Linked DNA regions of Homo sapiens: region 2 is linked to region 1. A link is an interaction called in ENCODE POLR2A ChIA-PET data of the cell type or tissue named here. Cell type or tissue: CD4-positive, alpha-beta T cell. All regions are shown on one strand. Links, peaks and the distances in the headings refer to the core of each region. The heading gives the core; the rest is flanking DNA.

Region 1 (16,164 bases), core at 3,620-8,619:
GTATGTTTTTAAACCACCCCCCCGATTCCATTCCATACCCAGTGACACCACCCCTATCTTGAACAACATCAGCCCCTCCCTACCAATCCTTTTCTTACCATCCCTACTCTCAAAACCTATCCCCTAAAAAGTCAAATTGATTTTTATAACTTTAAATCTCATCATTTAGTTCACATAATTCCACGTATTTATCAATCAGTAGGCAAGATATCAACTTGAGCACAGGTCTCTGGCTGTCTCTTCACCAGCCAAACTAAAACAGGAATACCTAAATTCCAGGGAGAAACTGGAACAACTTGAAAGCTAGGGAAGATATTTTGAGGCATTTCTGATGGATTAAGTGCAAATGGCACCAGAAGAAAACATTCAGGGCTGATGTGGGATTTATGTCATGCTTGTGAAAAGCAGCAAGTAATTGAAGGAAGTAGAATTCCTAGCCCTGACATATACCATTTTTCCTCTGGAGGAGAGGAGAATGGATGGAAAAACCAGCCATTGTACACATAAGAATTTCCCATTCCACCACTGTGGACCAGGATCTCTTGTGTCAGTTGCACAGGAGCCTGGGCTCACTACATTCCATAGGAAGGAGGTGGTAGGAATGGAGGGAATGCAGCATATGCTTCAGGCCTGGTTCTAGGAATAGCAGCTCACCCACACACAGAAAAGCAGCAGCACAAGATGAGGTTCCTGTGATGGAAATATATAGAGCCCTGGCTCTTTTTTAGGCCCCTTAGGTTGCTGGATTTCCAAACTGGTAAATATACCTCCAACTCTAGTTTTGAAAAGTCAGTGTTAATAGCATCCTAGTGGAAAGTGAGGAAATCTAGAAAGAATTCATTTATTCCATTTTCCAGGCAAACGCCAGACCTAGATTACAAGCAGAAAATTAGTGAGAAAAAACCTTGCAGCCAACACACAAGTACTTTGGAACATACATAGAAATGTGTTCAAAATTTCATTGCTAGGTAATGAAACTTGAAATGGGTAGGTATTTTAAAACTAACTTTTCAACTATCTAGTTTTCATAATTTGAAATTCTTCTAATTAAAAGGGAGATAACCAAACTGATTGAATAAAGATAAAATTTGAAGAAATCAGAATATGAAGAAATAACTTTCTAGCACAAAGAGATGTGCAGAGCTATTTTTCTGAACTTTCACTAAGAAAGAAGTGGAATCCATGAATAAATTTCACTTCTTCATATTTATATGAAGGCTTTATTTCCTTTCAGCGAACAAGCAGACCAGACGTGGGTAGGTGAATAAAAGCATCTTCAAATGGTCTTTGTAGACATGCAGATTTGTCCTATTTACATTCCCAACTGAAATCACTGCCCACCCCAAGTTTGTTCCTCTTACCATCTTCCATATCTCAGCAAATTACACCTCCAGCCATCCAGGTGCACAACCTAGAAATCCAATTTTTCATCCCACTTTTTCACTTTCCCTTGTTTAATGAATCAATAAGTCTTATTGATTTTACCTCCAAAATAGCTCTTAAAGCTACTTCTCTCAATCCCTATTGCCACTACACTACATTTAAACTGGGATAATCTCTTACCTGAATTACAGCAACAACAGACTTGGATTGCCCTTCTGTAATCTATTCTCCAAACTAAAGCCAGAGTGATCTTTCCACAGGCAAGTCTGACCTGGTCACTCTTATTCTGCTTTGCATTCAAACAGGAAATCACAAAATCTCCTATTTCTTTCTGTGTATCTTACAAGGCTCATCATAATTTGGCCTCTGGTGACTCCTGCCAGATGGCATGACTTTCAGTTAGCTAAAAACACTGAGCTTTCCATGTGATATTCCCTTGTCTGGAAACACTCACCTTCCACCACCTTTCCTGGAAACTGCCCCTAACCCTGACCCCACCACGACCATCCCACCTTCAATTAGCTAACTCCTGACTCTTTATCCATGCTTCTGCTATTGTCCTCCAGACACTGTCTCCTGAAGCAAGCCAGGTGGACTTCTCTAAGTGTCATTCACCCTAATCCCTCTTTCACCTTCACAGAACTTTCACACTCCAATGTACTTGCTGTTTGTAGATGCTCCTATAAACAGAAAGCTCTGGGAGACAGGTGTCTTGTTATTCTTGCTCTCTGTCATATCTCTGGGCCTATCACAAGTACTCAAAGCATAGAAGTTCAATAAATATGTGTTCAATGTAAGAAATGATCAGTGATTCTCAAGCTGCAGTGGCGTCAGGATCACCTAGACAGCCTGTTAGCACGGATCACTGGGCCCCACCCCCAGAGTTTCAGGTCTGGTCTGGGGTGGGGCCCAATAATCTGTATTCCTAAAAGTCCCAAGCAATGCTGGTGCTGTTCGTCCAGGAACCATGCTTAAAGAACCACTGGAATAGACTGGCGAACAAAAGGAGAGGATGAACAACTTTTCCACATTGTTTTCATTAAACCATTCCCTTTTTCCTCTAAAAGTAACAATAGAGTACACATGGCAGATACAGATTTTAGGTTCCTTTTAATGTATTTTTTATTAAGGTAAAATATACATAACATAAAATTTACCATTTTTAAAGTATACATTTGTCTTAATTACATTCACAATGTTGTACAACTATCACCAGATTTTAGATTCTTTAGTAAATAGCTACTTTTCTTCCTAGTATATTTGCTATTATGATGAGGATGTGAAAGTGACATTTGATGCAGAGTAGCAGACAATACATATATAAACTACATATTATGTGTATAGAAGACTACATTTTGTAGAATTCCCAGCACTATTACTTAACCTTCATCTAAATATCTTACCTCTTGTGCTTCGTGGGCTATTAACTGGTCCATTAACAATTTCCGCCGTCTTTTCTCCCTTTGCTCTCGTGCAAAAGCATCTTCTTCAAGGCGCTTCTGGATTTTTTTAATGTACTCGTCATCTGAGTAAGTATTTAACAAATCGGTGGTTGTCTGGCCTGCTGTATCTAAAGAAGTCTTGGATGCACTAAGAATAATAGTTTTTATTTTAGATTTTTAAATAATAATGTGATCCCATGCCACTATCTGTGACTATGGAGAAAGACCTCAGGAGAAGGATCCCTTGAGTTCACTGTTAATTTATTAATACAAGCATTGAAGAAAATATTTGAAATCAGTGTGATACCAATAGCTTATCAACAGATCCCATTTGCTTCACCCCATTTCTAAATTCTCTGTGAGGTCCTTATCATAGCCTTCTTTCAAGGCCCATCAGCTTTTTATTCTTTCACCTTTTTTTTTTTTTTGAGATAAAGTTTTGCTCTTGTTGCCCAGGCTGGAGTGCAATGGCGCATCTTGGCTCACTGCAACCTCCGCCTCCTGGGTTCAAGTGATTCTCCTGCCTCAGCCTCCTGAGTAGCTGGGATTACAGGCATGTGCCACCACGCCAGGCTAATTTTGTATTTTTAGTAGAGACAGGGTTTCACCATGTTGGGCAGGCTTGTCTCGAACTCCTGACCTCAGGTGATCTGCCCACCTTGGCCTTCCAAAGTGCTGAGGATTACAGGCATGAGCCACTGTGCCCAGCCTGTTATTTTACTTTTTTTTTTTTTTTTTTTTGAGACAGAGTCTCACTCTGTCACCCAGGCTGGAGTGCAGTGGTGCGATCTCGGCTTACTGCAACCTCCGCCTGCTGGGTTCAAGCAATTCTCCTGCCTCAGCCTCCCGAGTAGCTGGGACTACAGGCACACGCCACCACGCCCGGCTAATTTTTTGTATTTTTAGTAGAGACAGGGGTTTCACCATGCTGGTCAGGCTGGTCTCGAACTCCTGACCTCATAATCTGCCTGCCTCGGCCTCCCAAAGTGCTGGGATTACAGGCGTGAGTCACTGCGCCCGGCCTTACTTTTTATGATTTTCATTCTAACCGGAAATTCTGGATTTCTTTTCCTCTTCTTCCTGCTGGCTCTGGGCCTCTGACCTCCCCTGTTTTGAGTCAACAATAGGCAGACTATTGATAACCCAAGTGTCAGGGAAGGCACAGCTCGCAACAGCAGACCAGGCACATTAATGCCAGGTCACTAGAATACTTCTATGTACAGATGGTTCCATCTACTACACTCTTCCATCATCTATGAAAGTGCAAGTTACTCTATCAACTCTCAGATCAATTTTTGACTGCTTAGAACAGTCGCTGAACACTTATTGAAAACACAGCAGTTGAAATTTGGCTTGCTTGCCATGCCACACATGTAAGCACAGGTCTGACTGGCTTCTTGCTCATGCCCTAGAGATTCAAGTGAGAAGACTCAACTCAGAGCTCTTGTCCTATCTCATGTCCAAAACGTAAAGGATCAGGAAGAACCCAGTGGTCTTCCCAACAGAAAGTTAAGCACATTCAATTTAGTGAGTCAAATGGGGGCTTGGTACAGAATTCATAGATTCATTCCAAATTTATCATTAAAAGATACATTTTTATGTATACAAAGATCAAATAATCATCAATTCTCATCTGCATCCTCTTCAAAAAGTAAACAGAATAATACAATAGTACAAGATATACCATAATGTTACTTGCCTAGAAATAATGAATTTTTATATTATGTATAATCATTGCTTTTGTTACAAGTAATTAATATATTTGGTTTACAATATTACTTATAATCTTATTATTCAAAAAATAAGGATATATTATTAAAGTGTGTAGAGACTTGTCATCAATTCTTATATAGACACAAGTACTCTGATAAAAACATAGTTAACTCATGTTTAATTTTTATGATGTAATACCTGCATATTTATAATATAGACCATATTGTAGTATAGGTCATAATTTGGAGGTTTGCGCCTCCCAGCTGATCTCCTAGTGAATAAGAGAAGTATCCTATTTTTCTTCTGCCTGCACCTGTGCCTAGCATGCCCAGCAAATAGTTGATGTCTGCTAAATTTCAAATAATGTGCTAAAAAACACCATACATACATAAAAATCAAACTAAAGTTCCAATCATTTTATCAGCCGGGGCTCAACCTTTGATTGTATTCTGTCACTGAGAAGAGTTGAGCACAAATTATGTAGGTACCAAGCACTCAGTAAGGCCAAAGACAGAGTTTAACCCTATCTATTTATTAAGATTTAGTATTTAATTGTGTAGCGTAACACTTTTAGATCTTTCATCAAAAATCTTATTATATTTGTACTTAAGTGTGTTGTGTAAAAGCTCCTGCCCTGGATTGAGCGTGGGTTAATAGCTCTCTCAACACAATATTTATGCTGTCAATAATATACTTAACAAATTGCTTCTCCTTTATCAATTAGTCAACCCATCCATCTGTTGTCTTATTCCAATAAAGGTGAAAAAAAACTACACATTATGTACTTGAATAAATATTCATTTTACTAGATGTAGGTTTCTTGAGGGCAGTGATTATATTTTCTTTTTATCTGTTTGCTTGCCAGACCTTCATCTAATGTAATAATTGTATGTGTATAATCTATTAGTAGCAGAAACCTTGGTCAAATTTGTGTTTCTTAAGAAGTAGTTGCTGGGAAAAGCCTCTGACAAATATATTAACCCAAATACCAAATTACAGCAGCCAATAACCCCAGCTAAAGAAACAAATAGCAGACAGGATTTATTATTCATCTAAAAAATGAAAAAATGGAGGAACCTTGTTACACGGGGAAAAACCAGCCATGAGGGCTCTTGCATTGCTGGCATGAGACATTATTTCATTCTTCCACAAAAGAAAAACGATGGACTTTGAGGTGGCATCCAGAGAAACTGTTCAGGAGCAGGCTATGAAAAAGGCAGCTGCAGAAAGTGCTCCTGAGGTTCAAGTTGGGAGACTGTATTGCCTTCTGGAGTCAAGTTAGTGTGAAGTTTTTCAATGTGCCCAGAACATTCTTGATTCTAAGCTAAGATTCAGCATGAACTAAAAAAAGTAGTGATTAATGAAATGGCTTAAGAAGGGTGCTATATTGTAACCATAGCCTCTGTTTTCTTGAAAAGTTTGCTCTAGGCCAGCACTTCCCAACGTTTTTCTTTTTAAGGCCAAAAGAGAAAACGAACTTTGTGCAACACACTGGAAAGGATTTAGATTCTCAGATGAAGCTGTTCACAGCCACAGGTAACTGGCCCAGGGACTTCAGCTGCCCCAGGCCTTCTCCTCCTGCTGTAAGTGAGGGTGTCAATATCTCAGATGCCCTCTGCTGGAAATCTTTGGCAGGACCAAGTGAAGGCTTCTGTGAAGAAGGGACCTGACACTACTATTTCCCTCCCTTTTCTCTCAAAATAGAACCCCAATTTTATGCAGGGAAACAGTGTGTCCAGTTAAAGACTACGTTTCCCAGCTTCCCACTCTGTCAGGTGTGGCCATGTGACTGAATGCTCTCCAATAAGATATAAGCAGAAATGTTATATGGGACTTCTGGGAAGGCTTTTGAAAGAAGCTATTTCAGATAGGAGATATCTACTTTTTTGTCTGTCTTCCTTCCTGATATCTGGAACATGGGCCAAGTGGCCGGAGTCCCAGCAACCATCTTGTATCATGAATGTAACCTTGAGGATGAAAACCACACAACAGGACAGTGAGGCAAAAGAAAGGAGAAGCCTCAGTCCTTGATAACCCTGGAGCTACAGCATACACTATGGGCTGCTTACCTTCTGATTTCTATTACATGAGAGACAAGCAGATTTCCCTCTAATTTCATTCACTGTTGTTTTGGGGTTTCTGAAACTAACTGATAGAGACCTAGGGTCTGGTTGGGTTGGCAAAGGCAATAGGGAGCAGGTAAATGTTTGCAGCTGTAATGTACAGGGATGATCTTTAAGACATTTAATAACTGACATGGCAAGGACACTAACCAATAGACATGGATACTGGTGCAGGGCCTGGGAGACAGTGCTGTGCTTCATCTTAACTATGGTTGCTAAACTGTGTGGAAATTGAGGGGTCCCAGGAAAGGGGCAGGCCAGGGAGCTACAGAAAGTAGCATTCACCAAGTAGCAAAGTATTCAGTAGTTTAAGATGGTCTTTCTGGTGGACACCAACTGTTTATCACCACAGAGCCTATGGTTAGAGAGATGGGTGAAAGAATGAGAAGAAATTGGTATTTTCATGGGCCAAGGTCAGGGTAGGTGTGTGCTAGGGTTCAAGTGGTGGCTGCATGGATGAGGAGACTTGGATTATGTTGTTTTTACAGGTCAGGATCAACACTGATAAATGGGAGTGGGAATCAGAATAGGGCATCAGGAGTTTCTGCAGAGGGTAGGAGGAAAGGCAATGTACATGAGTATTCTCCATTTTGCTTAATTTTCTTTCTTACACCTGACTTCATCATTTCTTCCTTATGGCTCTGATTTTCCTTGTTCCTCCTCATTTGACTGTCTCTCCCTTCCGTCAGGAAATTTTAATATGAAACTGAAGTATGTAATTTTTTTCTGCTTTTCTTTAGAATTAGTACCTTCTTTAACAGAGATTTATCTCATATTTCGTAAGATGTAAATGCATAGAGTTTGGATCATTTCCATTTAAAAATATAAAAAAACCCAAGTTGTTCCTACATATGTCATCCCTAATGAATTATTTTCTGTGAATCAATGACCTCTCATAGAAAACAAAGTGTGAAGGAGCTTTATCTTTAGGTAGATGAAGCCAGTTAATGAGGAACTTTGTTCAATGGACCCACCAAAGTGACTGTCTTAGTGACATTTGTTTAATGAACTCATTCACTCAACTTCTTACTGCTGGTCTCTATGCTAACTGCTGAGGATACAGCATGATATAAACCAAACTAGAATCTAATAAAGGATTTACTGTGACAAATTTAAATTAGTGGTACCTTGAAACAATTTTAGTGAATGTTTAAAAAATATGTGTGAACTTAGAAGAATAAACATAGCACAGAAAAATAAATCAACTTTACATTTCGTAATAGTCTCTTTCTCTCAGATATTTATAACAGTTGCTAACAATCTGAACTTTAGCTCATTTATCTTCCCTAATTACTCTCTGAATCAAGATTCTTTGGAGTGAAAAGATCCTGGAATAGCTCTTCCAGATAAACTATTTCTAAATATTCAAAAGCTATGTGTAGAACAGAATGCGGTTTTGTAATTCTTAAAATAGCTCACATCTCACCTTTCTTTTGCTTGGAGATCCTTTTTTATTAATGCTTCGAACTTCTTAATTTCATCAGCCACATCCTTTAAAGAAAATTCATCATCAGTTCTCTGCCTCTAAAAACCATTGAAAAATCTTCATTTACACATTCATTCAAGTTTATAAAGTGACAAGTACTACTAATTCAAGGTAATTAGGATATGAAAAGCTGCATTCTAAAAATTTTTTTTATAATTTTGATTTGTTGCTTTTAGACTGGGCTAACTATACCTAAAAGAATGTGAAAATTGCCTCCCCTGAATCATTCACTTCATGATTTTGACAGGGCACCAAAGGGCATTTCATTAGAATAAAGATTATCAAAGAGTCAGGACATACATTTTTGGATACAAATATTTCCTTTTCTTTTTTCTTTCTTTTTTTTTTTTTTGAGATGGAGTCTCACTCTGTCGCCCAGGCTGGAATGCAGTGGCGCGATCTCGGCTCAAGGCATCCTCCACCTCCCGGGTTCAAGTGATTCTTCTGCCTCAGCCTTCTGAGTAGCTGGGATCACAGGCATGCGCCACCACAACCGGCTAACTTTTGTATTTTTAATACAGACAGGGTTTCGCCAGGTTGACAAGGGTGGCCTCAAACTCCTGACCTCAGGTGATCCTCCCGCCTCGGCCTTCCAAAGTCAAATATTTCTTTAAAAATGGTTGTCCTGGGTGTTTTAAACATTCCTCATGCAACTTTATTTACACTATTAATTAGTTATCTGAAGTTTAACTTTAGGTCATCTTTGTGTTTTACAAACACTTTTTAAAAAACTTTAATCAGGCCAGATGCAGTGGCTCACACCTGTAATCCCAGCACTCTGGGAGGTCAAGGCCAGTGGTTTGCTTGAGCCCAGGAGTTCGAGAGCAGCCTTGCGGACCTGTAGTCCCAGTTACTCAGGAGGCTGAAGCAGGAGGATCACTTGAGCCTTGGAGGTTAAGGCTGCAATGATCCATGATTTTACCACTGCACTCCAGCCTGGGCAACAGAGTAAGACTGTGTCAAAAAAGAAAAAAAACAAACAAAAAAAAACAAAAAAAAAACTTTAATCAACTCAGGGACATATGAAAGGTAGATAGTGAAATGGAGTCAGATAAAAGCCTCTGTAGGTGGTAATTTTAGAATCCAAGTACAGAATATTTTGTTAGTATTTAAAAAACAAAAAAAAAGTGAATTAATGTAAAATTCAATGGATTTAGGAATCAGAGAGATCTGTCAATCTCTGCTTTACTACCACTGGGTAAAACATGTCAACTCTCTGGGTCTCAGTTTCCTCATCTACGAAATGGGAAAAATAATACCCTACTTAGAGAGTTATTTACAAATTAAAGATAATGTGAAGTGCCCAATCCACAGCTTGACATACAGCACATGTTCAATAAATGGTAGCTATTAATCATCTTTATAGGTCACATGAGAGAATATAAACAATCATTGTAGCAGTATGCAGTGTGAATTGCAGGAATTTGTATCAAACTGAACTGTAACATTGCTCTCCTGTGAAATATAATGAGATTGCCTCTTACTGAAATGATTGACAGTTGGTGTGGTCCAGTAAAATGTCACTGGTACAGGTATCTTAAATTTAAATATACTGATAGCAACAAGTCACTTAACATTCCTGGGATTCATAGAAAAATAGTGTGGCATGATGAGGAGGAATCGAGTAAAAGCATATAGTAGGAATGGCATACATATGCTATGTGTACCTTGACTGGCCCCTGCTGTACCCATGGCAGTTATGACCTGCTATGGTTTGGATGATTGTCCCTGAAAACCGCATGTGAAATTTGATCCCAGTGTTGAAGGTGGAACCTAACGGGAGGTGTCCGGGTCATGGCGGTGGATCATGCATGAATAGACTGATGACCTCCCTGGGGGTAAGTGAGTTCTTACTCTGTTAGTTCCCATGAGAGCCGGTTGTTAAAAAGAGACTGACACCTTCTCTCTCACTCTCTTTTTCCCTCATGAATAGATTGATTCCCTCCCTAGAGGTGGGTTCTGACTCTATCAATTCCCATGAGAGCTGGTTGTTAAAAAGAACCTGGCACCTTCTCTCTCTCTCTCTCCCTCCCTACACCCTCTCTCTCACTTTCTCTCCCCCCATGTAATGTCTGCACATTATGGCTCCACTTCCCCTCCCCCTTCTCCTTACTAAGGCCCTCACCAGATACCCAGTCTTGAATCTTCCAACCTTCAGAAACATAAGTGACATAAACCTCTTTTTCTTTAAAAATTACCCAGCCTCAGGTATTCTTTTATAGCAACACAATGGATAAGACATGACCCATTACAACAGCACCCATTCTGACCTACTTTGTTATTGACCACAGAATCTTTTTCAACACAGGAGTCCAGACTGCCATTTAATAGGAGTTTGCCATTGCTGGCCTAAAGCTACATTCTTCGTTCTGAACAAATAACAATATAAAATAAGTTGAATATGCATATAGTGGAAGAATTCTGAATGAGAAAGGACAAGGTCAGAGATAATTTGGAAAGCAAATGTGAAGTTTTGGAAAGTCTCTCTATATGTTCCAGAGACAGACTATTCTTTAGTTAAGATAAACACAGCACAATATTAAAGGATTATCACTTACTTCTGCCTCTTTTTTCTTTTTCATCATTTTTTGGGCCTCGAGTGCTTTCAAAGTACGATTTGATGCAGGTTTAGGAATCTGTATAATAGCTGCTTGGATTTTGGCCATTATTTCATTTTGTCGTCTTCTGTTTAAGTATTGCTGAATATCCCATATACATTAGTTTAGTGATTCAGAATAACAGAATAGGCAATATAATACACTCATAGGTACAAATATATAAAATTTATCTATTGAAAATTTCAGAACCCAGCAATTAGCCAAGAGACTAGGTGTCACAACTGTGTAATATTAAGAAGGAGGTGTTAATATGACTTACTGTGAAAAGCATGATATTAAAACACAATTCTGGAATCTGCAAATCATATCTATTAAATGTCTGTATTTTAATTCTGTGTGCTGATACTAAAAGGACAACAAAGATGTCCCAAATATAAATAAGTGTATAATTCTTTCCCAATCCTACTGCCATGACCTTACCAAGGATGGGAAGAAAAAAATTCTATCTCTGAAGATGGTTCAATGAGAAAATTCTATCTAGGAGATAGTTTCTAGGAGGGCTCCTGCGAAACCCAATAAAAATCACAAACTTCCCCAAAACCCAGTCACACTTAAACAATGAGTTCAGGGGCAACCTCAAAATTGAATTAACAATAAATTATGTGATACAATTATTGGATCATCTCTTCTGTATGTAGGCAGTAGTTATTTTAAGAAGACTATAAGCAGGAGAATGTATTTGAAAAGAAAAAGTGACTGAAAAATCAGATAAAGTATTTTAAAAGTAAATGATTTAAGAGGTAATATGTGAAACTAATCATGACTTTACTACTAATACATTATATTAGAACTAATATGATCATTAGCTCTCATGTCCAAAGATAAAAAATTTCAATTTACCCTTAAAAAGGCATACATTATAGACAATTTTCTTCATTTTCCAAAATATGAATATTTATTTAATTGCAATATGTTTATCTTTTTTTCTTAAGAAGACCAGGAAGACACAGAGTCTTCCTTTTGCCTTATTTGTTCCCTATGATCATTTTGAACATAATTTATTTCAGAATATTTAATGGTATCATATTTCCTTTTTCTCAACATTCTTGGAGACTGTCTGCATTAGGCTTGGCACTAATAGACAGGCTGGTTCCACATAAATTACAGTCACAGCAATTGGTCTCAACTTAAACACTACTTTAAGAGTGCTTTCTCTCTTTATCATGTAACACCAAAGGGGAATATAATCCTTTATTTACCCTCTGGCAAGTCATATAATTACATGACTGCTTTACATTTTATTATATATAAACTCTACTCCAGTTAGTCCACTCTTCTTGAAGCTACAAAAACGTTCAATTCTGAACTCTGAGGCAGGTAGAAGTAAGCATCCCCGTTTTTACAGTTGGGGAAATTGAAGCTGAGAGTTATTTAGAGGCTGGCTCAATGTTAACCAGCTTCCAAGTGATCTTCCAGTTTGTCTGTCATCTTCCCATTCTTCCCTACAAAGAGCTGACTACATTCAGAATATAATTTCTTATCATTGCAAATAAATCCATGAATTTAAAAAGTGATTTTACAGTGCAATGGGAAGAACTACATAATTCTTTTGCCTGTAGTTTACACATTCCATATACCCAGTCACCTGAAATACTCTTAAAAATCTTTAATGATTTCATGTACCATTATTCTCTCACCCACAAAGGCACAGAAGATCATTAAAGAGTTTTAAAGAAATCTGAGAAGGAGCAGAGAGTTAGTCAAAGCAAGAAGCAAGGGCCAGAAAGAAGTTGAGAGTTGTTCAAGGTGATTGAAAAGGTAAGCAAGCAAAGAATTACCTCACATCTCCAAGAACAGAGAAATGGGGCAGGACCGAAGGTTGCAAAAGAGGAGAAAGCGAGAGGACATTGTCTGATCTATCTCCCTCAGTGGTGACAATGGTCATGTGCCTTTGACCAATGGGGTAGCTAATAGCAACCCTCCATCACTAAAGCAGCTGAAACATTGATTTCTACCAGTGAAGGTAATGCAGTTGTCTTGCCACTCCAGAAGATGGCAGTTCTTGTTCTCAGCCACAAGTAGAGGTGAGAGTCAGCAAGAGTCAGGATGGAGAAAAGGAGCAGGGGAGAGAGAGAAAGGGTGAGAGTAGGGCAGGACAAAGTCATGCATCAGGGAAGTGCAACTTGTGCTCCACTACTACTTATGCAATGTGTACTATACGCATAAATCACAAACTGTATACTATGCACTAATGAATTTCTGAAAAAATAGTTCTATAGAACCTTTTCAATATCAAAACATCTTTGCTCTTCCTTGAGTTTTTGAAATCTTTCAAGTTTCTCAAAATGCAAATGGGCAAGATCTTCTTTCACGTGTTTATATTTTTCTTGAAACCTGTATGTAATCCGCATCAGATTGAAATCAGTTTGACGTGGTATCATGTGTCTAAGTCTCTAAATGAAAAAAGCATTTCAAAAGATTTTATTAGAGAATAAAGAGTACATTTTCATTATAAGCACAAATAAAATTTGTCTTCAAAATGAAATTCTTTAAATTACTATTGTTGATAGTTAAGCTAAATTCAAACCCCATTCCAATTACTCATATTCTTAATTGATGTAAGCACAATTATAAAAACATTATCCTTTGTGGTTCTTCTTACAAAATAGCCTCATATATACTTTTATAGTTAAACTTTTTACACTGAGTTAAATTTTCAATAAATGGTATTTATATTCTTGGAAATAAATTTTATTTATTTTTTTTGCAAAAATAATTTCATTAAACCAACTTTAACATATAAGAGATAATATAAGAAGCTAGATTCTTCCCATTGCTTAGCCACTCCTTAGTAAAAAGTGAAGAAACATTAAAACTTCCTAGGTTTGTGTTTCAGCTTTACCACTTACTAGCTGCTTAAAATTGGGCGAGTTACCTAATCCATCCGTGCCTTAGTTTCATCATCTGTAAAATGGGAATAATGAAAGTAACTATATTTTATGGCTGTTGTGAAGATCCAGTGAGATAATATTCATAAAGCACCTGAAACAGGGCTTGGCACATCACTAGGCATGCTGTTTAATAAATTTCAACCATTATTAATATTACCTGCACCTCTTCTCATCCAGTATCAAAGAAGATGGCATCTCTACTTCTTTCCTATGATATCACCTCTTCCACATGAACCATTGATTGCATATTCCTCTTTCCGTCCCCAGAGGGCCTCTTTCCATCTTGTCCTTGTACCATTTTCATCTCTCCTGCCACTGACTCTTTTTCTCAACTGATAAGTGGCCCCAGTCTCTAGGTCCATAAAACAAGCAATCTCATACTTCACTTGAGCTTTTCTCTCCTACTGTTCTCTTCTTTACCTCCACATTTCTTGAAAGAATAATCTATGTTACCCTCTTCCTCATCTCCAAAGTCCTTCTCAACTCACTGCAATCCATATCACTCTAATGAAACATTTTTCTCTCCCCAATATGTAAGCTCTAAGAGGGTTGGGGCTTTTCCTGTGTATTTGTTGTGCAAGTGCTTGACAAAAAGTAGGAGCCCAATAAATATTTGTTCAGTGAATGAATTATTGACGCTTGAAGTTCACCCATGACCAACATTAAATGAGCTAATAGGCACTTGTTTGTCTTCATCTACACAGCTCTTATAGCACTTGCCACTGTTGACTGCTTTACATTTTATTATATATAAACTCCACTCCAGTTAGTCCACTCTTTTTCTTGAAGCTACAAAAACATCCAATTCTGAACACTGAGGCAGGTAGAAATAAGCATCCCTGTTTTTACAGTTGGGGAAATTGAAGCTGAGAGTTGTTTAGAGGCTGGCTCAATGTTAACCAGCTTGCAAGTGAAGGAGGCCGAATGCAATAATAAATTATTCATATTAAGACTAATCTAATTTCTAGCTCTCAAGGAGCGCTGAGTCCATTCTGCTACCAGACTTACAATGATATCCATGAAGAATGGACAAATATAAACATGGAGATAGCCCTCATATCTATTACGTCATTGCTGCTTCAAAATTTAAATTTAAAAATATAATTCTATCCATTGATATTTACTATTTTGCATCAGTGCAGCACTCATGATTATTCCAGAGGCCTGTAAAAGTTAATGCACTTCATTTACCATAAGGAATTGCATAAAAACTGGAGAGAATTGTCAACTAAAAAGTCATATCAATTAGTCAATAACACATTTAATGAGTACTTACAACATTTGAAGCATTGTACTAGACATATTCATCAAATCTGATGTACTAAAAATCTGGTAAGGTCATATGACAAATAAATAATGACTAGTTAGCCAACAATATCAGTATCAGGACGGTAAAACCAAGAGAGTGAGAATTACTTATGCTCTAGAGTTCCAAAGGAAGAACTGGGACTACCCGTGTGTACTGGGCTGCACGGTAGATGAAGAACAGTTTGGGGAAGAGGAGAGATGAGAAGGGTGAGTTTGGGTTTGAGGGAAGGAAGAGCAGGAATAGACAGTCATATTTAAGGACAGACTGTCAATTAACATAGAAGAAAGAAATACCATGCTGAGGACTAGAAAGAAGTAAAAATAGGTTTCTGAGCAGAAGAACTCAATAAAAGTAAAATTTAGGGAAGATTCATTTAGCAGTTGATTGACTTATCCAGAAGATTGAGAGACATTTTAGCAGGTTGCTGCAGTAGTTGATAAGAAGATCTGAGCAGATATGATGGGGTAGAAACAGGAAGAGAGGAGCAGGCACAAAAAGTATTAGGCCTGTAGTCCCAGCTACTTGGGATGCTGAGGCAGAGGACTGCTTGAGCTCAGGAGTTTGAGACCAGCATGGGCAAAAGAGCAAGGCCCTGTCTCTCTAAAACAACAACAACAAAAAGTACTGGAAACTAGGAAAAGAGTTTGATAAGCTATTGGCAATATGGATAGGATAGAGAGAGACATCAAAAATGGCTAAATAAATTCAAATTATTAATATAAAATAAAACCCAAGTATGGCCAGTAACATACATAAAGGATATATATGCCTAATGAGGCTTCTTTGAGAATTCAATATCATTGTCATTTCTCTTTATCAAATTTTACACTGTGACATGCTTATTATGCTTTTTTATGTACCTACCTCTTGAAAAGTATCACTTTTCATGTTTTGAAGTCTTAAATTTGTCAGACGTTGCATGGTTTGCATCTCCACTCCAGTCAGTCCACTTTTCTTCTTTTTCTGAAGAGCAATGTACAATTGATATAACAGCTTTGTTGCCACCCCAGGCTTTTCTGTGATGATGCCATGGGCCACATTCTGATCAAACTGCACACCCAGAAGGTTAAGTGTTGGCTCCAAGCGAGAAAAATTATTAAGTTTGGCACTTGAAACCCTGGACAGTAAAATATTTTACATAATTAGACATTAGCATTAAATTAAAGACAAACAACAAATATCAGACATATTATCATTAT
Region 2 (16,164 bases), core at 9,224-14,223, 230 kb before region 1:
TTGAGAATGCTGAAAAGCTTGCTGAAAAGCTTTGGCCTGGAAGTGACACAGGTCACTTATGCTTGAATTTCATTTGATGGTAGCTAGTCACATGATTACAGCTAACTGTGGAGGTCGGTGAAGGGGTGGCTAAGAAATAGTCCTTGCAGGAAAACTTCTTGCCAACGAAATTGTACTTCATGGAAAGAAAGTACTATTTTGGTCAACAACTAGCTATCTCTGCCACTTGAAGTAGTAGCCTTCATTGCCTATAGTGCATGCTTGGTGATCTCAGTAGCTCATGTGGCGTGAGATATTTGTCAGTTTGGAGGAGTGCAAAACTGAAGTCTCTCCATCCTCAGCCATGTTAGCAACCAAGTAAACAACTTATATAAAGTGACAACTCTCCAATCAGAAACCCTGTCACCTGGGCCTCAAGACTTTATTCAAGGCCTTGAAATTTATGCTACAACACAGAGGCACCTCGTCCTTTATTGCCTCTATAATATGGGTCCTAGGAATTTTTAATCTATGTCCACATAAAGCCTTTCTGGGGGGAGTTGAAGCTATGTCTTATTGAGAGGTGACAGCATGCTGGCAGTCCTCAGAGCCCTCGCTTGCTCTCCGCACCTCCCCTGCCTGGGCTCCCACTTTGGTGGCATTTCAGGAGCCCTTCAGCCCCTCCACTGCACTGTGGGAGCCCCTTTCTGGGCTGGCCAAGGCTGGAGCCCACTCCCTCAGCTTGCAGGGAGGTGTGGAGGGAGAGGCACGAGCGGGAACTGGGGCTGCCTGCGGCGCTTGCGGGCCAGCTGGAGTTCCGGGTGGGCGTGGGCTTGGTGGGCCCCGCACTCAGAGCAGCCAGCCAGCCCTGCTGGCCCCGGGCAGTGGGGGACTTAGCACCCGGGCCAGTGGCTGCGGAGGGTGTACTGAGTCCCCCAGCAGTGCCGGCCCACCAGCGCTGTGCTTGATTTCTCACCGAGCCTTAGCTGCCTTCCCGTGGGGCAGGGCTCGGGACCTGCAGCCCGCCATGCCTGAACCTCCCACCTACTTCATGGGCTCCTGTGCGGCCCGAGCCTCCCCAACGAGCACCACCCCCTGCTCCACGGCGCCCAGTCCCATCTACCACCCAAGGGCTGAGGAATGCGAGCGAACGGCGCGGGACTGGCAGGCAGCTCCACCTGCAACCCCAGTGCGGGATCCACTAGGTGAAGCCAGCTGGGCTCCTGAGTCTGGTGGGGATGTGGAGAGTCTTTATGTCTAGCTCAGGGATTGTAAATACACCAATCAGCACCCTGTGTTTAGCTCAAGGTTTGTGAGTGCACCAATCGACACTCTGTATCTAGCTGCTCTGGTGGGGCCTTGGAGAACCTTTATGTCTAGCTCAGGGATTGTAAATACACCAATCGGCACTCTGTATCTAGCTCAAGGTTTGTAAACACACCAATCAGCACCCTGTGTTTAGCTCAAGGTTTGTGAATGCACCAATTGACACTCTGTATCTAGCTGCTCTGGTGGGGCCTTGGAGAACCTGTGTGTGGAAACTCTGTATCTAACTAATCTGTTGGGGACGTGGAGAACCTTTGTATCTAGCTCAGGGATTGTAAACACACCAATCAGCGCCCTGACAAAACAGGCCACTGGGCTCTACCAATCAGCAGGATGTGGGTGGGGCCAGATAAGAGAATAAAAGCAGGCTGCCGGAGCCAGCATTGGTAACCCACTGGGGTCCCCTTCCACAACGTGGAAGCTTTGTTCTTTTGCTCTTTGCAATAAATCTTGCTACTGCTCACTCTTTGGGTGCACGCTGCTTTTATGAGCTGTAACACTCACCGCGAAAGTCTGCAGCTTCACTCCTGAGCCCAGCGAGACCACGAGGCCACCGGGAAGAATGAACAACTCCAGACGCGCTGCCTTAAGAGCTGTAACACTCACTGTGAAGGTCTGCAGCTTCACTCTTGAGCCAGTGAGACCACGAACCCGCCAGAAGGAAGAAACTCCAAACACATCTGAACATCAGAAGGGATAGACTCCAGACGTGCCACCTTAAGAGCTGTAACACTCACCGCAAGGGTCCGCGGCTTCATTTTTGAAGTCAGTGAGACCAAGAACCCACCAATTCCGGACACATTATTATACAAGTCAGGACGAAGTTATTTATTCACATGGTAAATAATAACATTTTTGTTGTAGAGGCAGACCTCTTCTTGGAAGAGAAATTATAGTTATGAGGTTCTTTGGTAACTGGAATTATAACAAGGGGTATGAAGACTAAATATTTAATGAAACTAGGCAGACAGTTTAATGCATTCATCTTGCCAGTGAGACCATAACACTCTTTTCCCGAAATTCCTAGAGGGGACTAATAAACATGTCCTCCCTGACCTTTCTTTTTCAGCATGTCATAGCTGAGTAACTACTTGTGGGAGGGACACTTTAGATTCATTGATTATACATGTTATTGAAATCAGTATGTTACCAGTGCAAGGTAGCCTAGTTACCCGTGGCGAATCCATAGGGGTATGTAGCAATTTCAGTTCTTGCCTCCTCAGAAGGTGGAACTCAACTGAGGGGCATAAGGCAAAAAGATACCAAGGCAATTGTCAGAGCAGGAGTGGAAGTTTATTTAGAAAGTCTTTAGAACAGGAAAGAAAGGAAAGTTCACTTGGAAGAGATCCAAGTGGGCACCTGAAGGTCAAGTACCGTGTTTAACCTTGATCCTAGGACTTTGCAGGCTGGCCTCTTTCCCATGATTCTTCCCTTAGGATGAGCTGCCCGCATAAACAGTGCCCTCCTTACCCTTGGGAGGTGAGCACGCATAGTGTGTTTAGGAGTTGTATGCATGCCCATCTGAGGCTTTCTTCCCTTTTCTGGTGGTGTGCCCCTGGAAGGTCATACTCCACCATTTTGTCTCTTACTGTGCATGCCCAGGAAGTTCCTTCTCCTTGGTTTCTGCATTCAATTAACACTTTAGAGCAACAGGTGTAGACCATCAGGAAATGGCCTCTCCCTGATGCCGGCTCTCAATTTATCACTTTCAAAAAGAAAATGTGATAATTGCCAAAACATCACCTGATGTTTCTACTGGGTGGGGGAGAGCCCTCTCCTGCCCCACTCCTGCTTGTCAAACTACCTGTAACAACTCAGGATCTGGCCTGTCTTGCCTGCCTGGGGGTGATGTTTATCTCCTTACAGTGCTTTTATATACCTCTTGCTATGGTTGGAATGTTTGTTTCCCCACAACACTTAATATGATGAACTCCTAACCTCCAAGGTGATAGTATTAAGAGGTGGGGCCTTTTAGCATGTGATTAGGTGATGAGGGCAGAGCTCTCATTAATAGGATTAGTACAGGTTGTAGGAACCTGTACTTCTTACTAGCTGGTTGTAAATTCAAGACTGCAATATAGAAACCCTGCCAGAGTTTCCACCTTGCCTGGCATGCTCTGCAGAATTTGGACTCAAAACTGCAACATTAGCTCTTACCTGAATTTCCAGCTGGCCAACTTGCTCTACGGATCTCAGACTTGCCAGCCGTCACAATCATGTGGCCAATTTGTTAAAATAAGTATCTCTCTCTCCCCACTGATACACACACACTATGGATTATACTTCTCTACAGAACACTGACTAATGCAGAAGAAGTATGGATAGCCTGCGGACCCCCAAAGTAAGAGGAAAGTTTCTAAAGTAAAAATAGTCTTGTTGAGTATTATTTCCTTTAACTTGTAAGAGTGTTGCTAACTCTGGGTGGTGAGTGCCAGGATTGAATTGCAGTACACTTAGCTGGGGCTGAAATAGAATAACAAGCTCAATCACTGTTTACAAAACTGGCTCATATTTCAAGGTCCTATTCAAAAGTTAAAGCCTTTACAAAGCTTTCCTCGACCTTTCAGCAAAATTGACTTGCTCTTTCATTTCTGTGCCTCTTTTGCTAAGTGTATATGCATCTTTATATCACAGTCCATTAGTCAGATGTGTAAGAAATACTACTTTATTTTCTCCGACATTCAAATTTTGCAGTCTTGTCCCATTCAAGCTTGCTGGCAGAAATGTAGGCTGTCTTTCTTGGGATTTCCACTTAAGCCTGTGCTGTTGTTCTTGGATATGAAGCAGAGCCAATGCAGAAGGAGTGGGAAGTGTGTAACCTGAGTTCACACAGGTCATCCTTCTTTTCAGAGTCCCTTAAGTCCACTGAATTTTGGGAACTTCTCTACCACACCTGGAAAACGGCAACTTTGAAAAGCTGCCAGTGGGATAGGTGAAGAGCTGTTTTGAGATATCTGTGGTCCATCTAAGTGAGAAATCCAATAGGCAGTTGGATGTTCATTCATTGAACCAATATATATATATTTATTGATCGAATATTAGGTGCTACCAGTGAGTACTTCTTTAAGTGCTGGGGATCTAGCCTTGAACATATAAATATAGCACACTTCTTCATGGAAGTTCAATCTAGCAGACATGATTCTGAAGTTTACATCTGGAAACTTGGAAACAATGGAAAATGTTGACGTTAAAAAGCCAATTAACAGAACAATAGAAGCAAAGAAACAAGAGAGATCAAATGACTGATGAAGCAAGGTTCTGGAGGAAGAGAGACGGATAGAGATAGAGTTAAGGGCATTGAATGGTTGGTTTGGTCTTCTACAGATGAAGGGTTAGCTTGTTCTTAGACTAGGGGAATAGCAGGCAGGAATTTATCCAGTTTTGAGTTTGCAGATGGAGATAGGAAATGAGAGCAAAAACATGAGTTATGGTCTACATTTTTTCAAAGTATAGGCAAACTTATTTTCTGGGAATGAGAAAGGCCAAGGTTCAATGGAAGACTTAGAGTAAAAGGTGAGTGTATTTGACAATGGTTATCGAGGGCATTGGAAAAGAATGCTGTCAAGCACAAATAAAGGAAAACAAATTTATATGGGCCCCGTTTGGCAGCATTATGTGATTTTTCACTAAGACAGTTTAGCAGATAAAGTGCAGAAGCAGAGATGTGACTTGTAGGAACATGTTGTATCATCTTGTTCCATAGCATTTGTCACTGCAATTTGTATAATAAGAAGGCCTTGATAAACTGTGATGAAATTTATTAATTACTTAAAATACTGAAGGATAAGAAATCTTGAAATATACTGTTGTACTATCCACATCACAAGGGAGAAATCAGATTATGACTCTAGAATAGAAAATCTTGCTATCAAGGTTATTATAGTCTAGATTTTACAGAAAAAATGAGAATAATAATTCTAAGTAAGAGTTATATTAATACATAATTTATACTTTTATTTTGTATAATAATATATACATACATATATGTATGTATACATATGTATACTCCCATATATATGTATATATGTATGTATACATATGTATGCATACATGTATACTCCCATATATGTATGTATACATATGAATGTATATATGTATACATATGTATGTATATATATGCATGTATACATATATACACATCTATATACTACCCCCCTCAAAAAAAAAGAAGACAAAAGAAATAAGAGGAAGTTTCCTGCTTTCATGCATCCACCACCATCCCATTCTTTTCCCCAATAACCACTGAAAACATTTTGGAGCACTGCCTTCCAAACTTTTTTCTAAGCATATTCTCATTCTAATATTCCCTCTTTTTCTCTCTAATTAAAAAAAAAAAAAACCCTCGTTCTGATGATAGACATTCTTGTTTTCTTCTCCAACATTCTCAGTTTCTTCCTTCTTTGTCACCCCTATTTTGACCAGGTACCCATCTCATTCTCAGTTCTGGAAAAGGTGAGCCATTTCCAAGCCAATAAGTTCATGGCATTTTCCTAGTGACTGTTATTGGCCCAAAGATATGCATATGATTTCAACTGGATCAATCATATAAAAGGGAAAACCTTCCATTTCACACTGAAGAGAACAGTATTTTTTTAATGTTAACAATTTCAGTAAGAAATGATTATAATTTTGCTATTAGATTAACAGATCCATGTATATTGAAGTCCTCGCATGACCCAAATACTTTTTCTTCCCTAAAGTTTCTCAATACACATATAGACAAAACTTATTTCACAAAGTAATGGAAAGCATGTGGCTGTAGTCTTGCTGCAATATGGATGAGATAGGAAGAGCTTCCTCAAATAGGGAGGTGACATTTGTGTCTTTCTGTAAATGTAACCTAAGCTGTCCTCATGTATGACTGTAAGATATTGCATTAATGGCTTGACTCTTCACTCTTTCTCCTATCCACCTATTTTACCATGTGATTTTAAGTTTCTACCCAAGGGGAAATATATTTCTTCACTCCTTGATTCTGGGTTTGGTCATGTGATCTTCTTTGCCAATAAAATGAAGTGGAATTGATGGGTAGGCCAGCCTTGCATTTTTCTGCTTGCCCTCTTATGCCCCTGCTGTAAAAAGAGGCAGCTGGGTTAGCCTGCTTGTCTCTGGAGAAAGACGGGAAACTTATGGAACAGAGGCATTCCCAGCTGAACCCAGCTAACTTTCCTTCAGTTTCAGATCCCTGAGTCATCCTAGCTGTTAGTAATATCATAGAATCACCCAGCAGAGCCCAATCTAGATCATTCAACACAATTTGTGAGAATAAATGTTGCTTAAAGCCGCTGAGTTTTGGCATGATTTGTTGTTGAGCATCAATGTAGCAATAGCTGATAGATACACCGCACATTTCGGATTTTTCATGGAAATGATAGGGGGAAGGAGTAAGAGAAAGATGGAGACTTTTGGAGAGTTTTATCTTGCTAGAAGCTTTTGACAAAATAACATAGACATTTTTCTTTATCAGCATATGTAGCACTACCGTGCTAGTTTTACAATGCTGGTAATTTCTTTACTAAATTTTAAAAAGTCACAACCAAAAGAAAAGATAAAAAGAAACTGGAAAAACATAGTAACATTATGACAAGCAAAGTTCTGTTATCCTTAACACCCGAAGTGTTATAATTCAGCAAGCAAAAGATGAAGAGTCTAAGAAGGAAATTTTTTTTTACATTAAAAGAATTTTTTAATGGCTTTGTTAGTATTCCATAATATGAATATACTATAATTTATTTAGATTTAGAATTCTTAGTTACAAGAAATAATATATAGATATTTTATACATAGAATTTCTAGGTATACACATTAAAATTTTTGTTATATATTTCCAAATTGTCCTAATTTACATTCCTATTAACAGTATATGATAAAGCCCATTTTCCTATGCCCTTCTCAGCACTGAAATTTAGTGATCTTTATAATTTTCACAATTTAATGGGCAAAGCATTTATCTCATTCATTTTATCAGCATTGTTTATTCAGAATGAGATTACGCACATTTTCCTATTTTTAAAGTTTGTTTTATTTCTCCTGTGAGCCTTCTGTTAATGTGCTGTGTTCATTTCCTTCTTGGGCTCTTCATCTTTTGCTTGCTGACTTGTAAGACTCTGGGGTCTTATAAGGATAACAGAAGTTTGCTTGTCATAGTGTTACTGTCTTTCTCCAGTCTATTTTTATCTTTCTTTTGGTTGTGACTTTTTAAAATTTAGTAAAGAAATTACCAGCATTCTAAATTTTATCTAGTCAAACATATCAATCTTTTCCTTTTATGGCTTTTAGGTTTTACGTTTTATCTAGAAACGCTTTTTGCATCCAAAAAATATGAAATGATTGATCCATGTATTCTAGCATTTGTTTTTATTTTAAAAATTATTTATATCTTTGAGTTATGTGGAATTTATTTTGAAATAAGAAGTCAGTTACCTTTCTTCATTTGCAAATGGCTAGTGTGTTATTCCAATCTTATTTGCTAAATAATCCACTTTAACCCTACTGATTAGAAATGGATGAATTTTTTGTAATTACATAGATCTGGACTTGCAGATTCTCTGTTTTATACCATTGATAGTTCTGTGAATTCCTGCTGAATCAAATTTTAAAACCACGTGAATGGTTAGTTGCTTCACAATTCTTTTCTTCTCTGGAATTGTGCAGGCTATTCTCCAACATTTATTTCTCTGCAAGATATTTAGAATAATAGTGTATGCACAGAAGAGCATCTGGAAGCCTAAATGTCACTTATTAAATGTGACTATTCCTGAAGAGTGTGATTAGAAAGTGACATCTTCAACTTGATACATTACATGTCTATCTTTTTTTAATTTGAGGACACAACCAAATAATAGTTTAGTTGTAAAGATTCCATAAGAATTAAAAAAAATAAACATGAGAATATTGTAAGCGGAGACCTTAATAAAGTATCTGTGTCTTGTAGTGTGTTTTCTACTTGATTCTCTTGTGTTTTCCATATATACAATAATTTTATCTGCCAATAATGACGATTTAATTTTCTCCTATTCAATATTTATGCTTTTTACTGTGTTTTCTTGTTTAATTGAATTTCTTAGAATTTCTAAAACCATGTTAAATGAAGTGACAATAGAATTTCTTTTGTCTTATCCTTCAATATAATGGAGTACTTTTAAAATTTCACCACTGAGCATGACCCTAGCTTATCTGCTCTTATTTTATTAAAATTTTTTATTTGAGAAAATAAAGCTTTAAGCATCATTCAGTTCTACACTGGCAACTTCACACTTGAACTTCACACTGTGAAATTCATGAAAGTTTATAATTATGTAGCAAACAGGTTTATCAGTCTGACACTATAGCATTTACTGAAGCTCTAATTAAATTAATGCTTTCTTAGGCTCTAAAAGTAATATTTCAGTCTATCAGTGGATAAGCTTAATAATAAAATGTTTTCTGATTATTCTGCATAGTTTTTGTGTCATGACTAGTGCAGTTCATACTTTGCAGGAACTAATTTATCATAAAAAGAGGGTCCTTTTCAGTCTCTGTAAGTTTTCCACCTCTTCTTGATGAAAAATCTTTACTTAGGGTAAAGGCAAATTGGTTCTAACAATTTACCATTGAGAGGCCCTCCAGATGAACTCAAGTGTTTCAGCACAATTCAGTATGTAAGCCTTATTTTTCAATCCTCAGGGGCTTTGCATATTGTTTGCTTCACTACTTTTACCTGAGTCTTGAGGAGCATGAATGTGTTCCTTGGACCTCATAGGTTTTGTGCATCACACTTTCTTTGTCTGAACAGCTGTGTCATTGCAAGCTACACACAAATGCCCACACAAATGCCACAAGCCATTAAAATTCAGAAATTAGGGTAGAATTTCATATGAATCTAAAATTAAATAACTGAAAAAACACAATTAAATATCTGTATTTATTAGATAAATGAAGTTTTGGAAAATTTTCTTTTCACTTCACCCCACCCTATTGTTTCCCCACTTCTGTGGTTACAGTGGTTAAGAGTACAGCTGCAAAGACAACTGTGTATGGGGAATGCAACCGACTTCTCACACATGGCTGCCCAGATGTGCTGCTCTCTCAGGGATGTGGTGCTTGCTTCTGTCTGAACAACCTGGCTTGGCATTCTTTTATCTTTAACAGTGATGAGGAAAGAAGTTGACCAACACAACATCATTTCCTAAATGTTTATTCATTCTTTGATTCATTCATTCATGTTTATGAGGGAATGCCTACTAAATTTTAGGTACTGTGTTTAGCAAGAGATGTAAGCCCCAGTAAGTCATAGTTCTCTGTGCCAGAATGCTTACAAGCCCCCAGAAGAGTCAGACAAATCAAGTAATTACAGATCAGTGTGGTGACAGTAGAAATAAGTGAAGTGCTATTAGGAATGCACCCATGAGTCATATCCTGGCCTGTAAGAGGATGTATTCCCAGAAGAGGCAATGCCTGAGGCTAGTCTTGAGGGACTGGTATGAACTACCCAGACAATGGGGGTAGCAAGTGTAAAGGCTGGCAATTGAGACCACAGGCTGAGAGTGGTGGCAAAAGGTGAAGAAAAAAGGTAGGCTGAAAAATCCCTGTCCCTGACAAAGTGTCCCACATCCTAATAATGAAAACATATAAATATGTTACTTCAATGGCCAAAGGGACTTTGTAGATGTGATTATATTAAGATCTCCAGATGGAGAGATTAGCCTTGATTATGCAGGTGGACCCAGTGTAATCACAAGGAATCTTATAAGGCAAGAGGGTCAATATGAGAGAAGGCACTGTCATGATAGAAACAGGGGATGAAATAGTCCACTTCAAAGATAGAGGAAGGGGCTAGGGTTGTGGGATAGGGAATACAGGTGGCCTCTGGTGGATGAAAAAAGCTGGAAAACGGATTCTCCCTGCAGTCTTCAGAAGTATCACAGCCCTGTTGACACCTGGATTTTTGCCCCAGAAGACTGATTTTGGACTTCTGATGCCTGATCTGCAGGAGAATAAATAAATTTGTATTGTTTTAAGCCACTAAGTTTGTGATAATTTATTACAGGAGCCACAAGAAAGTAATACACTAGATCATCAAGAGCCTTCCATGCTGTGTTAGTTCGTTCTTGCATTACTATAAATAAATGCCTGGGACTGGATAATTTATAAAGAAAAGAGGCTTAGTTGGATCATGGTTCTGCAGGGCTTACAGGAAGCATGGTGCTAAGATCTGCTTGGCTTCTGAGGAGGCCTCAGGAAACTTACAATCATGGTGGAATGCAAAGGGGGAGCAGGCACATCACATGGTGAAAGCAGGAGCAAGGGTGGGAGGAGGTGCCACACACTTTTAAAACAACCAGGTCTTGTGAGATCTCACTCACTCTTGAGAGGACAGCACCAAGGGGATGGTGCTCTCACCAGGGTCCACCTCCAATACTGGGGATTATATTTTATCATGAGATTTGGATGGGGACAAGAATCCAAGCTATGTCACGTGCCATGCTGGAAAGCCACTAAGGGATTTTAGTTAGGGAGGTAGCTTGATCAGATTTCCTCTTTAGAAAGATACTCGCAGTGGGGGTGGGGGATAGGTCATATGACAGCCAGACTAGGGCAGGGTCAGATGGACTTTTGTGACTGCTGTACACACTTAGGGGACACCACAACCAGGTCAAAGGTGAGTCTGAGACTAAGACCAAGTGGTTCTTTGTGCCATCTTTCTCTGTCAGAATAGCTCTTCCTTTTCTTCCTCCCTTCCATCTACCAGTACTTACTAAATATTTGTTTTATTCCAAGAATAATATAGGAAGTGGAACTTGCATGGAACTTGAATTTTAGAATCAGAGAGAGGCAATAAGAACAATCATCAAAAATAAATTATTAATAATTAGTAATGAATTAGTGATTAATAATTGGTAGTTAATATTGAGGAAGGAGTTTTGGAGGAAATAAACAGGGAGGCATGATAGAGACTATCAGGAGGAGGGTCTTGTTTTCATTAGAATGACCACTTCTGTGGAGGTTACGTAGAAGCTAGGACCTGGATAATAAGAAGGAGCCAGCCACACAAAGATCCAGAGAAACCACGTTTCAGATGGAGAGAGCGGCAAGAGCAAAGGCCTTGGGACAGGCAGGCTGGCTGATTCCATATTATAAGATGTTGTGGAGGTGGAGGAAAAGGATAAAAGCCCTTCACTCAAGCTCTAGCTTATCTAACTCTCAGCCAATCAGTAAGAAGACACCCAGAAAGCTATTAACTGCAAGCTTCTCTTTCCAGGGCCTAGGGATTTCCCTGGAGCCCCACAAGTTCTACTATCTATGTTCTTGTTGGAATGAAACAGATATTCAGATATTTAGTAACTAGTAAGTACTGGTAGATGGAAGGGTGGCAGAAAAGAAGGAAGAGCTTTTCTGACAAGGAGATAAAGGTGGCACAAAGACCAACTTGGCCTTAGCCTCAGGCTCACCTTGGACCTGATGTGGCATCCCCTAAGCGGGCATAGAGGTCACAAAAGTCCATCTGTCCTGGCTCTAGTCTAGCTGTCATATGACCTATTCTCTTCCTTCACCAGGGGGATCATTCTAAAGAGGAAATTTGATCCAACTACTTCCCATGCTTGAAGAGGCAGAGAAGTCTAGAGGCTGAAAGAAGCTTCCTGGACAACACATAGAGACCCAGTTAATAGACAGGATGTGGATCATCCACATTCAAAGGAACATGATGGGCCCTGACACATTAGCAGTAGACACAACACGGGATACCATCCACAGACAAGACAGGAAGGCTAGAGCTCAGGGGAGTCCAAAGAAGTCACATGGCCCCAGATTCCTTCTCCCAGTACCATGTGCATTCATTTTCTAGGGCTGTCATAGCAAAGCACCACAGACTGAGTGGCTTAAACAAGAGATTTATTGTCTCACCGTTCTGGAGCCTAGAAGTTTGAGATCAAGGTGCCAGCAGGGTTGATTCCTTTTGAGAGCTGTGGGGGAGAATCTGTCCCATGCCTCTTTCTTAGCTACTGATGATTTTCTATCAATCTTTGATACTTATTATCTTTTAAAAATATCACCCCTGATCTCTGCCTTCATTTTTCACATGATGTTTTCCCTATGTGCATGTCTGTCTCTAAATTTTCCTTTTTTTTTTTATAAGAACACCAGTCATACTGGATTATGCTGCACCCTAATGACATTTTAAATTGATTACCTATTTAAAGAAACTATCTCCAAATAAAGTCACATTCTGAGCTATTGCATGTTAAGAATTCAACATATGAATTTTGGGGGGACACAACTCAATTCATAGCACCGTGTATCTAAAACTCTCAGGAGAATGGGAGGAGAAGAAATCTGAATTTGACTAAAGATTTAATAAGAGACTGAACTAAAAACGGCATGACTGAGTTAGCTTGTGTGTCAAACAGGCTTTAATGTGGCCCCTGCGATCGCCAACTCCTGAAAATCTTGTCTTTATATAATCCCCTCCTCTTGAGTATGGATGGGACTTCTGACTTGCTTCTAACCAAAAGAATATGGCAAGATGATGGAATGTCACGCCTGTGGTCATATCACATATATAAGACACCATTTTGCTGGTAGACTCACTCTCCCTTGCTGGCTTTGAAGAAGCAAGCTTTTGTTGAAAGAGAGCTTATGGGCCAGGCACGGTGGCTCACGCCTGTAATCCCCGCACTTTGGGAGGCCAAGGCGGGTGGATCACCTGAGGTCAGGAGTTTGAGACCAGCCTGGCCAACATGGCGAAACCCCATCTCCATTACAAAAAATACAAAAATTAGCTGGGCATGGTGGTGTGCACCTGTAATTCCAGGTACTTGGGAGACTGAGGCAGGGCATCTCCTGAACCTGGAAGGCAGAGGTTGCAGTGAGCTGAGATGGTGCCACTGCATTCCAGCAGCCTGGGCAACAGAGCAAGACTCTGTCAAAACAAACAAACAAACAAACAAACAAAAACACAAAAGCTTATGAAGAGGGTCATATGACAGGAGGCTGTGGGTGAACTTTAGGAGCCGAGAGTGAGAGCTATCAGGAAGCTGGAGCACTCAGTTTTACAAGCACAAGAAAATAAATTCTACTATAACCTAAGTAAGTTTGGAAACGGACCCATTGCCAATGGAGCCTCTGGAAGAGAAGCAAGCCTGGGCCAACATTTTGATTGCAGCCTTGCTGAGGACTCAGCTAAGCCATGCCCAGACTTCTGACCCGCAGAGGTTGTGAGATAGGAAATGTGTGGTGTTTTAAGCTGTTAGAAAAAGAAAGAAGGAAGAAGAGGAAGAACAAGAACAAGAAAAAGTAGGAAGGGGGAGGGGAAAGGGAAAGAGGAGGAAGAAGAGAGGAGGAAGAGGCCAAGAAGGGGGAGGAGTCAAGAGAACAGAAGCTATTATCTTCCTTTCTTTCCAAGTTCCCCTCACCACAAGCTTATGATAGGGTGTGTGTGGCTTTAGTTAGAATATAAGACTGCATCTTAAAACTAGATGAATTAAGCTTTGGTCACTTAAAGGAATCTACTTCAGAAAGGGATTTTCAGTGGAGCATCTTTGGAGATAAGTAATTAAAGAAATGCCAGAATTATTTTATATTTATATCCTACTGAATTAAGATTCCTTCCTAAAACCTGATACACACATGCACAGAAAATATATATTTCACATCACATTCCTGATTAAAATCCTGCCAAGCCCCTCTATTTTCTGCAAAATAGATGACAACTTCTTAGGCTGGCATGCCAAATGCTTAATCATTGGCCCCCACCAATTCTGCCAAGCCTAATTTCCAGCCACTACTCTGCAGACTGCAGGGACTAGGTATATCAAGTGAAATAGGTGTCCATGCAGGGCTTCCACTGAACCACCTGTTGAGTGAAGCAACACTCTCTGTTCTCTCTGTTAAATACATTGACACATTGAGACTTAACCACTAGTAGGCTGTCTTCTAGTGCAGTGGTTCTCAAACTTTTTGGGACCAGGGACTGGTTTTGTGGAAGACAATTTTTTCCATGGACTCATGGGGAGGTGAGTTTTCAGGAGCTGAAGAGATGTGTGGTCCATTCTGGGAATCCGTCTAACCACAGTTTCCAGAGAAAACAGGCATGCCACAAAGTGTTCTTCTATACCATTTAATTAAATATGAGATGGTTATTACATACATTGTACGCTTATATACTAAGCAGCTCTGCGAAATGTTTGTAATGCATGTGGATAGTACACGGTTAAATCAGAGATCTTCACTGTAGTGAACAATGGATATTTTAAAGAATAGTCCCAACAATAAACCACAGAGCTGACAAAAATGCCACCTAATCTGCATCATTTCCAGGAGCTCTGCCACATATTCTTCCTGGCCCGTACCAAGTCTCTTAGCCCCTCTAGAAGAGCTAAGAAAATGCAGGTGTGCACCTCTGAACAGCCCATACTTGGCTTTTCTGAAGCAAATTCCCATGGAAACCACATTGAAGGAAGAGGCAAAGGCTGGTAGGAAATCAGCTGAATCAGCCTGGGTGCCCTAGACCCAGTCATGTTTGTTGGACCAAATTAGCTGTCTTTTCATTTCATGCTATATAGAACTGGCAGTTTACACTTCTGATTAATACATTGTCTCCGATCAGGAGGTTTATTTTTTTTTCCTAATAAAATCTGAAAGGAGATTGGGCAGAACCAATTAGTAATCTTACATTACACATTGTCCCTAGGTATATAATCAAGAATTAACAGCAGTTATGATTATATGATTATAATACATGCATTTTAAATACTACAGTAACAGACAGAGGCTCAGACACTAAATTCCAAAGATAACATATGCCAAACAACATTGAAACAAAGGATTTTAGAGCTGGAGATATCTCGATGTTTTTCTATGGTCATCTCTTCATTTCTTCAAGAGATTGTCTATTTATACCAGGGATACAAAATTATGGCTCCCAGTTCTGACTTAACGTGTGAGGTTGGGTAATTTACCTGTCTTCCTGTGTCCCAGTTTTCCCATAAGTCAAAGAAAATAACAATAAATACTTCAAAGAACTTCTGTGAATAAGGTATCAGAGACCTGGCATGAGATTTTGTGGAGCCTCCTATTTGAGACTTGACTCCCATTTCTACAAAAGGTAAAGAACACCTGCCCACTGATGAAAAATGTCTTCTGCTGCCTACAAACCAGGCAGATTCTACTTTTCCTCCATGTAAATTTACATCATTTTTGTGGCATTTGCCCTGTCTCCAACAGGGCACTTTCAATATGGCTCTTTTATAGCATTTTATAATATAATAATAATTTGTTTACCAAGCAGTCACTTTCATTAGGTTTTGCAATTTATGAGGCAGAATGCCATCCTTTTATGTGTCTTTAGGTCCCCTGTGCCTAACAGTATGATTGACATGTAGCAGGCTTTCCATAAATGCCTATCAAGGAGGTGGAAGGAATGCTTATGGAAGTGCTTTGAAAATTGCAAAAGCACTAGGCAAACCTAAGGGATTATGGCATTGTATTTATTACTGCTGGTGCAGAGGAGAGCACTTTGGAAAGTAAAACATTCACCTGAAGAATAAGATGGTCTGATCTTACCAGTCCTTTAAGCCAACAGATAAGGTCCATTCATCCACAGTTAAAACCCCATTCACAGACAACACAAAACAAAACAAACAAGAAAACTAAAATATCAGAAACACCTAGTCCCCCTAAATAAAGTAAAAACAGAACAAAGAAGAAAATTCAAAACAGAAAAACAGTAGCAACAAATCTCAAACAAAACCATGAACCTATGACCCCTTCTCTAGTTTTCTGTGCAGCATCTGCCCTTTGTGGTTCTGTGAACAGCCAGGGTTTGGAGGCCTGTGGGAGATGGGTTTGCTGCACTTTGCTGAGCTGACATTACTCAGTTGC

What was found. ChIA-PET counts read pairs that join two places held together with the same protein. Peaks named below come from ENCODE experiments on the same cell type or tissue, not always from the same donor. Only the 100,000 strongest peaks of a DNase experiment are listed, where the experiment ranks them.
Region 2: POLR2A ChIA-PET joins it to region 1 with 32 read pairs; 8 of 35 experiments call an interaction of 5 or more read pairs at or near these places.

Annotation. Positions count from the first base shown.
Region 1 is chr5:35,641,349-35,657,512 of GRCh38, reverse strand. SPEF2 (sperm flagellar 2) reads right to left here. Exons shown (of 37, transcript NM_024867.4): 3 at 15,830-16,082; 4 at 12,988-13,158; 5 at 10,706-10,846; 6 at 8,088-8,152; 7 at 2,787-2,973. Among named protein-coding and RNA genes, the nearest start is that of SPEF2, 32 kb to the right of the region's middle. RefSeq lists a silencer at 3,812-4,106. In CD4-positive, alpha-beta T cell, for the core only: a CTCF peak has its summit at 6,157 (motif pointing left); a DNase peak (open chromatin) is centred at 6,132.
Region 2 is chr5:35,877,825-35,893,988 of GRCh38, reverse strand. It overlaps IL7R (interleukin 7 receptor), which reads right to left. Exons shown (of 8, transcript NM_002185.5): 8 at 14,386-16,164. Among named protein-coding and RNA genes, the nearest start is that of IL7R, 29 kb to the right of the region's middle. In CD4-positive, alpha-beta T cell, for the core only: no CTCF peak of the experiment used is centred there; DNase peaks (open chromatin) are centred at 9,338, 9,698, 12,118, 14,148 and 1 weaker place.